2 separate regions of the Homo sapiens genome follow, and region 1 is linked to region 2. The links are chromatin contacts, found by POLR2A ChIA-PET in ENCODE. All regions are on one chromosome and are shown on one strand. Each heading gives the region's core, a stretch centred on a gene start or an enhancer-like site at or near the end of the contact. The rest is flanking DNA. Distances are from core to core; before and after follow the strand shown.

Region 1 (5,540 bases), core at 278-2,777, 180 kb before region 2:
TGGCTTTGATTAAGTTAATAGACCTTAGCTTTTATCCTTGTAAAATTAGTAGACACAAAATTCTTATGAGGATTGTGTTAGTCTGTTCTCCCACTGCTATAAAGAAATACCTGAGACTGGGTACTTTGTAAAGAAAAGAGGTTTAATTGGCTCACATACAGTTCCACAGGCTATACAGGAAGCATGGTGGCATCTGCTTCTGGGGAGACCTTGGGGAGCTTTTAATCATGGAGGAAGGCAAAGGGGAAGTGGGGCGTCTTACATGGCAGGAGCAGGAGAAGGAGAGAGAGGGAGGGGGCACTACACACTTTTAAACAACCATATCCCTGTGAGACTCACTATCATGACCACAGTACCAGGGCGGATGGTGTTAAACCATGAGAAACCGATCCCATGATGCAATCACTTCCCACGAGGCCCCACCTCCAACACTGGGGGTTACAATTTGATATGAGAATTGGGTGGGGACATAGATCCAAACCATCTCAAGGATCAAGTGATAACATGCTTCAGAGTTTTGAAGCTACATCCGTGTTCATTATTACAGTGGTCATCGGGCCAAGGAGAGTGCTGTCCAGTTGCCTCTGTGCTCCTGTGCCTGGGCGTGAACATCTCAGAATGATCTCACTGTGATTCAGTAGACCCTAGACTGTCACGAAAGGTGACTAGTGGGGCCTGGTCTGGGTGTGCAGGCGAGGTCTGTGTAGGGCTTTGTCTCTGACCAGGCCTCATCATTTTGTTTAGGTGAGAATACATTTCATCCATGACGGATCTCAGACCTACAAGGCTCTGTACTTCTTTCTCCATATATTCCCTAGTACTGTGTACTGAGGAGCCTGTGGGAAGAACCACGTGCTCTATGTACGGGGCCTGACAAGCTGACTATAAGTTGTGTATGGGGACTCAATCATCACTACTCTGAAAGATAGTCTGAACCATTTAACACAGGCATTTGATTCAAAAAGACATCTTTGATTCATCAATAAACAGAGATTCACTATATATCTGGTCACAGAAGAGTGGATCAAGTATTATTCAATATATTTTCAATCCATGGAACAATTTGAGGAAAAATGGGCTTTTAATGTTAGGATGTACAAGGGATCTAATCTTAGACCCCCTTCTCTCTGCCTTCCCCACAAAACCCCCCCTAGGTGATTTCACCCTTTCACACATCTCTGAGCTCTGCCCATTGATATCTCTGTCCTGAAGTTCCTCAATTACTTCAAACTCAACAGGATCCAGATCTAACACAGTTTCTTGCTTCATAAATCTGCTTTTCTTATTTCCTGAGTTGTATACCTCAGTGGATCCAGGAAATCTCAAACTAAAACCATGCTCAATTATTTCCACCCCTGGCCACTCCACATCAGTTCATGCTCCAAGTACTGGCAAGGCTACCTCCTAAATATTTCAGACAGCTCCCTGACCTTAGTGATTTATGTAAGTCACTCAGTATTTCTTCCCCAGACAGTGTTTTGCAATGTCCTTGTGGTTTCCTTCCAGCCTTCTCACTAGTTGTCTTCCTGTCTCTCCCCAGGCAACTATCCACCCTCCATTCTGCCTGCATCTTGTGAACACACAGCTTTGATCATGATATAGCCCTGCCAGAATGCTGCTAATGTTCTTGATTATTGCCCTCAGAGGATTACATCTCACTTGGTTTCAGCCTACCTTTCTGGCATCTAGCTTCACTTTCTAGTATTCTCTTTCCTCCAACCTTTGCCACACTTCAGCCACTCAAGCTTCTGGGCATTACCCAAGGATGCCACTCAGGCCCGTGCCACCAGCTACCCAGAGGACACTTCCTTTTTTCTCTTCTTGTTCGGCTCCTGCTTGCCTTTCAAGACCCAACTAATTTGCCCCTCTTCTGTTACCCTCTTCTGAGTCCACAGGCAGACTTAGTCTCTTCCTCTTCTGTATTTCCATAACACTTCTTGAATACCTTAATTAATTTTTATTGTAATTATTTAGTTATTATCTCATTGCTTCCAGACAGAGAGTTTTATAATAGCTTCATAAATGATTCTTGGTTAGATGGATGGATAGATGTATATGCATATGTATGGTTTTTAAAAAATGTTCTAACCATAACTTGTCAATTTTGAAAGGGTAATGCATTGCAAATATTGTAGTAAAAGGGGAGCAGTATGGCATTATCCTCCTTTTTTTTTAACTGAAGGGCTTTGAATATTACCTAGCCTTGGAAACAAGAGCCCAGGCATTTCGGTCCAATGCTTCTGAGAAAATGTAACAGGTTCAGGGACTTTTTAAAACTAACCATTTTAATTATTGCCTTTCATGAAATGTGATTGTGAGGAAAATTGCATTCTAGGCCCATGATTTCTTTATTTTTTAAAATGCACAACCTATCATTTCTCATTGGAATTTTTAGCTGTTGAACATTTCTACCATTTCTAAATATTTTTTTCTAGTTGTGGTGAGTCATATTAGATTGTGCATTAGATTTTTTCTGAATTATCCAGTTTGCTGAGGGAAATATGGAGACATATTAAAATGTCCCATTGCTAGCATGGAACACCTTGGATCTAGGAGTTTCGAACTCCAGTGTCCTCTTACTGCCTGGGTCAAAGGCCCAGGGACCACCTTCAAGTACCCCTTATGCAACATCTTCCTTTAAGCCACAGCCCTTTAATTTGGTCTTTCTCCTGCCTACAGGACTCCTTCACGATTCTTACTCAGAATTCTTCTCACTCGATATCTCCTCAAGAATCCTTCCCTGATCTCCACCAAAGCCCAGAGAGCTTGCATTGCACTGGGCACCTGCTTAATGTGGCAAATACTTGTTTTCTACTTTTTCTATAAATGAGTTCCTAGAACGTTTATTTACTCCTTAAAGAATACAAATAAAATTAATTTTATGAAATACACATGACCAATACCTTTGCAGACCTCCGTCAGCTTCTCCCTTTCCCAAGTTCATCCCTTCCCTGTGGTAACCATGAATCAAAATGTTTTTTTGATTTTTTTTTCTTTTTCTTTTTTTTCTTTTTGAAACAGAGTTTCATTGGTTGCTCACAGTGGAGCACAGTAGCGTGATCTCAGCTCATGCAACCTCCACCTCCCTGGTTAAAGCAATTCTTGTGCCTCAGCCTCCTGAGTAGCTGGGATTACAGGCATGTGCCACTATGCCCGGCTAAATTTTTTTTTTTTTGTATTTTTAGTAGAAATGGGGTTTTGCCATGTTGGCCAGGCTGGTCTCAAACTCCTGGCATCCGCCCACCTCGGCCTCCCAAAGTGCTGGGATTATAGGCATGAGCCACCATGCCTGGCCATGAATCAAAATGTGCTCAATGTTTGCCTGATTTTCTTTTCTTATTTTGAAAAGCATTCATATTTGTAAAACAATTGTAAAATACAGTACAAAGAATATCATATACCCTTCCTTCAGATCCCCCAAATGTTAACATTTTGCCATACTTAAAATTTAAAAATTATTCATTCTCTCTCTACACATACAAAGAATACTATTTCTTTTTAAACATCTGTGAATAAATTTTAGACATGATGCCCCTTTACTTCAAAATATATTTCCTAAAAGAAATTCTCTTACACAACTATAATATAATGACCAAGATCAAGAAATCAGTATTGATAAGATTATGTAATCCATAAATGTTACTAAGATTTTGACAATTAACCCACTATTGTTTTTTTCTGGTCCAGAATCCAAGGATTCCATTTCATTTAGATGTGCTATCTCTTAAGTTTTCTTTAATCAAGAATAGATTATCTGTCTTTCTTGACCTCGAAATGTTGAAAAATACAGGTCAGTTGCTTTGTAGAGTGGACCTCAGTTTACATCCTCATGGTTGGATTTAAGCTGTCGTATTTTTGGTGGGAATGTCACAGAAGAAATAGGGTGTCCTTAGTACATCGGATCAGGAGGGACATGTCAGTTTGTCCCGTTATTGGTCACTTAGTTAAGAAAGTGTCTGCAGATTGCTCCTCTGTAAAGTTACTAGGTTCCCTTCTGTAACTAGTGATTAACTTGTGGGAGATCTTCTGAGATTCCCCCGCTGCTTTTTATACCTTTGCTATTAATGTTAGCATCTAGTGATGATACTTTCTTGAAACAGTTATTACTGTGGATGGGCATTTAGGTTGTTTTCATATCATTTAGTTTTTGGTTTTTGCTGTTATCAATGATGCTTCTGAGAACAGCCTTTTCCCCATCTCTTGGTGTGCAGGTGCATGGACTTTTCTAGGGGAGCCCTGCTTCAACTTTAGAAATACTGCCAGCTTGTTGTGCAGAGACTATACCACTTTCCACTCTCATAAGCAGTATGAAAGATTTTCCTTTCTACCACATCCTTGACAGTAAACTTGTCAGACTTTTTGATTTTTGCCAGTTTGGTGGTATTATTGGTATTAAATCACTTTTCAAATTTGCATTTCCCTATAAGCAAAGAAAGTAGAGCATCGTTTTATATGTTTATTGGCCACTTTTTTTCCCCATCTGACAATTTTGTGTATACTTGGGAGATTTGCATTCATATTGCAAATGTGTCAAAAATGAATGAGAGAGTTATTAGAAGTTGTTTTGGGCTGGGCGCAGTGGCTCACACCTGTAATCCCAGCAATTTGGGAGGCCAAGATGGGCAGATCACCTGAAGTCAGGAGTTCAAGACCAGCCTGGCCAACATGGAGAAACCCCGTCTCCACTAAAAACACAAAAATCAGCCAGGCGTGGTGGTGGGCGCCTGTAATTCCAGCTACTCGGGAGGCTGAGGCAGGAGAATCGCTTGAACCTGGGAGGCAGAGGTTGCGGTGAGCCAAGATAGTGCCATTGCACTCCAGCCTGGACAACAAGAGCGAAACTCCGTCTCAAAAAAAAAAAAGTTGTCTTGTAGGAGGAAATTTGTTTAATTTATTTAAGTTGCATTTTAAAGTTTCATGAGCATCTCCTCCAAACTATGTTGGTAATTAGGAACAGTATCTTTCCATCATCAAATTTATGGGCTTCATTACTTACTACATAAATGTCCCATACAAAGTTCTCATAATGAGATTCACAACAATAAACACAAACAGATGTCTGCATTTAAGAAAATTCCATGTATACCAACTTTTACCCAAATCTAGGGACAAAAGAGCTATTTAGGCCACACAGTTTCCTGGCCCCAGGCATTTGTTGTGCATATGTTGTTTTGTTTAAATCAAACTGAGTTATACAGTGCATTCTATTTGACTTGTATTGAACACCCTGCCTGAAAGACAGATAGTAATTTCACAGTATCAGAATTTTTCCAGGGACAAATTCTGGTGGTAGTAGATAGTGTTTATGTTAGAAGGTTTTTGTTCTTGTTGACTTTAAGTTTAGATTAACAGTTAAGTTCTACATGTGTGTGAAAATGTGTGGTTAGGAGAGTGATGGAGAAGGAAGATTTGTTTTTACTGTCACAGAGTTGCTACGGGTAAGGTTTGTGACTTGGAGCCAGTTGTGGAGCCCGATTGTATTGATTTTGGCTGGCAAAACTAAACCTTCAGGGAATAGGTGAAAGGGCACCTGCGGAAGT
Region 2 (5,647 bases), core at 1,492-3,991:
AGCCACTGTCAGCATCCACTGGCACCCAACTCCAAAATAGTGTTAGCATCAGGAGAGAAAAATTCAAGTGAAATATAATTGTCAGGCAAACAGAGGCAATGATCAGATGGCAAGCACGTTTGGCCTGTAGAGCAGTGTTTTTGTGAGGAAAATTCTAGAAAAGAATAACAATCACATGTGCGTCCCTTGCTTCACTGCATTCTAAAATACCACACAGAGATACAGCAAAGCTAACTGTCAGACTCCAGAAGAGGGGTCCTGAGCTTTGGACAAAGGGGGCTTATAAGTTATAAGGAAGTGCCATATCACAGCCCTGGCCTGATTTGGGGCTGGACAGAATAGTAGCATGCTGTGGTGGAGATGGTAACCAGCCCTATCCTGGAAGCTGGCGTATCAGGAGCTGGGGTCCATCCAAGCCTTGTGGTTGCACAAGACCTTAACTCTAGACCAGAGCTGGTTCCATGGGGCCTGTATCACTCCATTCTCACACTGCTATAAAGATACTACCCGAGACTGGGTAATTTATAAAGAAAAGAGATTTAATAGACTCACAGTTTCTGCATGGCTGAGGAGGCCTCAGCAAACTTACAGTCATGGTGGAAGGGAAAGAGGCATGTCTTACATGGTGGCAGGTGAGAGAGAGAGAGCATGTGTGAGTGCAGGAAAAACTGCCATTTATAAAACTATCAGATTGCTTGAGAATTCATTCACTGTCATGAGAACAGCATGGGGGAAGCGGCCCCAGGATCCAGTCACTTCCTCTCCTTGGCATGTCGGGATTATAATTCAAGATGAGATTCGGGTGGGGAGAAAAGCCTGACCATATCAAGGCCTGTTCAGGAAGCCATTCTAAAGGAATCAGTCTTAAACAAGTTAGCCCTTATTCCATGTAAATCAAGAGTCAGATTGGTCCAGGTGATACCCATAGGCTAGGGGAGGTCCGCAAACACTGACCGTTGTCCCAGGTCATTGTCTGAGTCATTGTTATTTTCCTGGGGTTGGTAACTGAAGAGTTATGGCCTTTTATTTTCACTCAGGGATAATTTCAGACCCTCATAATTGTTCAATTCATAACTTCTTCAACAGTGTATTTGGGATCCCAGCCCCAGCCGGTGAATAGGCTCTTGACACTGTCATGAGAAGGATTTCAAGGATGACTCAGAAAATAGTGAAAGTACAGAGATTTACTGCAAAGCAAAAAGAACACACTCAGGAAAGAAGAGTGTGGGTGTACTCAAGAGAGATAGTCATCTGCAAAAAGGTTTAGGGCTTCTACCTTTATGGGTTTCTTTATATTCATGAAGATTTCTAAAGAAACTTTAGAACTGCCCAGGTACTGGGGGGAGTGTGATTTAGTATGTCAATGAGCATATAATGAGGTCCTAGGAGAAACCTAGGTCAAATCCAGCACCATGCTGGGTACAGTTGGTCTTAACCAGCTTGGCCCGCATCTCATTTTTTAGGGTCTTATTGGCCACTGACTTTTGCAGCTATTTCAACAGTATCCTTTTTGCTAGGCATGTGAAACCTCTGCCTGGAATTTTCTGTTCTCCTGTGGCCACCCTGTATTATTCCTGTCCCACAGGTATTTGGCCCTGGCGTATTAACTATATGATGAATGAAAGCCATCAAATTATCTTCAGCAGCTTTCATTGTATAATAAATGCAGGGTAGTAGGCCAAAGAAGTTCAAGGTTAATTAGATGCCAGCTTAGCCTGGCAAGTTATCACAAAGTTTGCCATTGTCCCAGGGTTGGTACTGAAGAGTTATGGACTTTTTTTTCACCCAGGGATAATTTCAGACACTCATAATTGTTCAACTCATAACTTTTCAAACAGTGTATTTATGGAAAACCTGGAGGGCCCCTCTTCACCTCAGCCGCCTACACAGCAGTTCTGCACCACTCTCAGAATCCGGATTTCTCAGATGAGGTAAGAGCTAGCCCTCCACTGCCCCCAGCGGTTCCTAAGAAAGGTGGGTAAATGTTCAGATAACCGTGCAGTGAAAAACACTCTCTCTAGACCTCATCAGACTAAGGACATGCCTTGGCAGGTATGTACTTACCAATATTTCTAAACTATATTAATTGGCAGTTGTTCCAGGAGTACGTTGCAAATTCATGTATTTCAGGACAGGAGTGACCTTTTAAAAAAAATGGAATGCTGGCCGGGTATAGTGGCTCACGCCTGTAATCCCAGCACTTTGGGAGGCCAAGGCAGGCGGATCACAAGGTCAGGAGATCAAGACCATCCTGGCCAACATGGTGAAACCCCGTCTCTACTAAAAATACAAAAATTAGCTGGGCGTGGTGGCACGTGCCTGTAATCCCAGCTACTCGGGAGGCTGAGGCAGGAGACTCGCTTGAACCAGGGAGTCGGAGATTGTGGTAAGCTGAGATCATGCCACTCACTGCACTCCATCCTGGCAACAGAGCAAGACTCCATCTCAACTAAAAAAATTAAAATTTAAATTTAAAAAAAAGATGCTTTTAGTGCTGGGATATATCTTGTCTTCTTTTCTTTTTCAGTGAATAATTTTTTTTCTTTTATTTCACTGACTAGTGAAGAGATTGTGTTAAATAGCTTTACCAATGAATGGCAGCATTTCATGTCATAAGGAAGAGAACAGAGAACTAGAGCCTGAGCCAATTCCATGGCTTATAACATGCCTGAACTTAAGGGAGCTTGGATCCCGTCATCTCTAAACATGACAGGGAACAAGCCTTGCCCTGGCAGACTTCCAAGACTCCTGCTGTGTGCCAAGCCTCAAGCTAAATTCCATGCACACATCATCTCCCTTAATCCCCACAGTAATTCCAAGAAGTTGGCACTATTATTACCTCCCTATTTGATGGATGAGAAAACTGTGGCTCAGAGAAGTCAAGTAACTTTACCAAGGGCACATAATAAGTGAGAGAAATCAAACCAGACCATGTGACTCCACAGCCTGAAGCTTCACCATTCTGCTCTAACACATAGAAAGTCATTGGGCTCATGGTCAATTACTATATACATGTTAGCTTACGTTACAAACAACTTTAGACAAAGAAGTTTCAGTGAAAAAATTTAATTTCTAACCATAAAGTGAAGGTCTGACTAGTGCAGCCTGCTGATGGGATGCCTGAGATTCACAATATCACAGCTTTTGTAGACGTTTTCTATGGCTGCTTTCACACATTATCACCATTTAGCAGCTTAAAACAGTATGCAATTGTTATCTTGCTGTTTTGGTGGTACGAAGTCTGAAATGACTCACAGGGCTAAAATCGAGCTTGCAGCAGGGTGACGAACCTTCAGGAGGTTCTAGGGAAGGTTCCAGTTCATCTCCTTTTCCAGCTTCCAGAGGCTGCCCACATTTCTTGGCTTTTGAGCCTTCCCAACAATCCCATCACTCTGACCTCGGCTTCTGTATCATTTCTCTTATGACTCTGCCTTCCTCTTATAAGGACTTTTGTGATGACACTGTGCTCATTTGGAAAATCCAGGATAATCTCCCCATTTCATGGTCCTTAACTTAATCACATCTGCTAAGTCCTACTTACCAGGTAAGGTGGCATATTGGCAGGATTAGAACATTCAGGACATCTAGTGGGTGCTGTCTTTCTGTCTCCCACACTGTGCACATTAATCATTTAAAAACCAATTAAAGGAACATCAGTGAAACTACCTGCCTGACATTCTTTCACTCTTCCATATGCGTTTAGTGCTCTTTAATTTTTCCCCCACAAATTCAGGACAGAAAGTGAAAAACAGTTAAGCAAAAACCATGACCACATTACACAATATTTACTGCTATTGGTTGGCCAAAGGGTCAACTGGTTGACAAAGCCCATCTGGAAGATGCATTTTCTGTAGATATATGATTTTTAAAAAAATTAATATTCTTACTGTTGTTAACTGTTTTAATCTTTCTCATTCTCATGTGTTTCCTGGAAGCCTCATGAAAGCCATGAGCTTTTTCACATGAGAATATGGACAGTTCTGGGAACTACTCAGTTGCTGAGATTGAGCTGCCTGCAGCTTACCGGAGTTCCAATGCAAAGTGATCATCCCAAGATGTGGGTTCTTGTCCTGAAAGATCCTCTTTTACTGACCACACCACCTGCACAGTAACTCAGAGCCCCCTAACATGTGCAGCCCTGCTTCCTAACACTGTGCCATGCTACTTCACAAGGCTACTGGGGAAAATGAAATGATGGTGTACGTGGCAGGGCTTTGAAAACTCAAAAGCACAATAAAATGTAAACAGTTAGTTGAAAACAATTCTTTCCAGAAATAGGGAGTATGCCCTTCATTCAGTATATTGTTTACCTAGATCCATTTTTATTTTATTTGCATTCAGAAGCATTATTTGTATAGCTACGGCATGGTCAGTTCCCAAAATGTCTCATTAGTTCTCACAGTAACACAGATATGTTTGTTAGTTTTAAAAAAAGAGATCAATTCCATGCCGAAGCTGCATCATTTACTATACCATATTACTCAACAATGTGCATATGAATTGTCTGGGGATCCTGTGAAAGGGCAGATTGCAATTGAGTGTGTCTAGGTTAATGTCTGAGACTCCAGCCTAGGCAACAAAGTAAGACATCTGTCTCTACAACAAGAACAACAACAAAAATCAAAAAGTTAGCCAGAGGTCATGGCCAGCCACAGTGGCTCATGCCTGTAATCCCAGCACTTCGGGAGGCCGAGACGGGTGGATCACAAGGTCAAGAGATTGAGACCATCCTGGCCAACATGGTGAAACCCTATCTCTACAAAAAATACAAAAATTATCTAGGTGTGGTGGCGTGCTCCTGTAGTCCCAGCTACTCGGGAGGCTGAGGCAGGAGAATCACTTGAACCCAGGAAGCGGAGGTTGCAGTGAGCTATCGTGCCACTGCACTGTAGCCTGGTGACAGAGCAAGACTCCATCTCAAAAAAAAAAAAAAAAAAGCCAGAGGTCAAGGCTGCAGTGAGCTGTGTTCGTACCACTGCACTCTAGTCTGGGCAACAAATGCAAGACCCTGTCTCCAAAATGAAAAAAAAACTTCTGCATTTCTAATGAACTGCCAAGTGATGCTTATGCAACTGGTCCCCAGCCGCACTTTGGGAGGCACGGACTTACTGTTTATTCAATTCGTGTCCCTTAATGACAGTTCCTTGATGTGTGTCTTATCTATATTCTGCAGTTACATTTGTGTGTGTGTTTATGCATATGTATGTGCATGTATTTAGTCCATACCCTAGTAGCATGAATTATCTAATGAGAAACACTAAGTATTCTAAATTATCATCATCCATCACAATAAAAAAGTAAAAATATCAACATGTGAATACATCACTGCTAGCAGAAACAATATTTATTGAGCATTAAATGAGTGCATCCAGCACTATTAAACATGGACCTAGATTTCAGTTAAAGAATTTTTAGGCCTGGTTTGGTGGCTCATGCCTGTAATCCCAGCACTTTGGGAGGCCAAGGCGGGCGGATCACTTGAGGTCAGGAGTTTGAGACCAGCCTGGCCAACATGGTGAAACCCCGTCTCTACTAAAAATACAAAAATTAGCTTGGCATGATAGTGTGTGCCTGTAATCCCAGCTACTGGGGAGACTAAGGCAGGAGAATTGCTTGAACCCAGGAGGCAGAGGTTGCAGTGAGCCTA

Evidence for each region. ChIA-PET counts read pairs that join two places held with the same protein, here RNA polymerase II (POLR2A).
Region 1: POLR2A ChIA-PET joins it to region 2 with 19 read pairs in OCI-LY7. The contact joins two enhancer-like sites. POLR2A ChIA-PET finds 5 or more read pairs at or near these places in 2 of 52 experiments (H1 and OCI-LY7).

Annotation. Positions count from the first base shown.
Region 1 is chr2:225,022,363-225,027,902 of GRCh38, reverse strand. All of the region lies in intron 1 of DOCK10 (dedicator of cytokinesis 10), which reads left to right. Among named protein-coding and RNA genes, the nearest start is that of MIR4439, 15 kb to the right of the region's middle. Within about 2 kb of position 1,527, at least 5 of the 41 ENCODE cell types and tissues checked have a DNase peak (open chromatin) inside an H3K27ac peak, as active enhancers do.
Region 2 is chr2:224,845,791-224,851,437 of GRCh38, reverse strand. DOCK10 (dedicator of cytokinesis 10) reads left to right here. Exons shown (of 56, transcript NM_014689.3): 19 at 1,839-1,931. Among named protein-coding and RNA genes, the nearest start is that of CCDC195, 130 kb to the right of the region's middle. Within about 2 kb of position 2,741, at least 3 of the 41 ENCODE cell types and tissues checked have a DNase peak (open chromatin) inside an H3K27ac peak, as active enhancers do.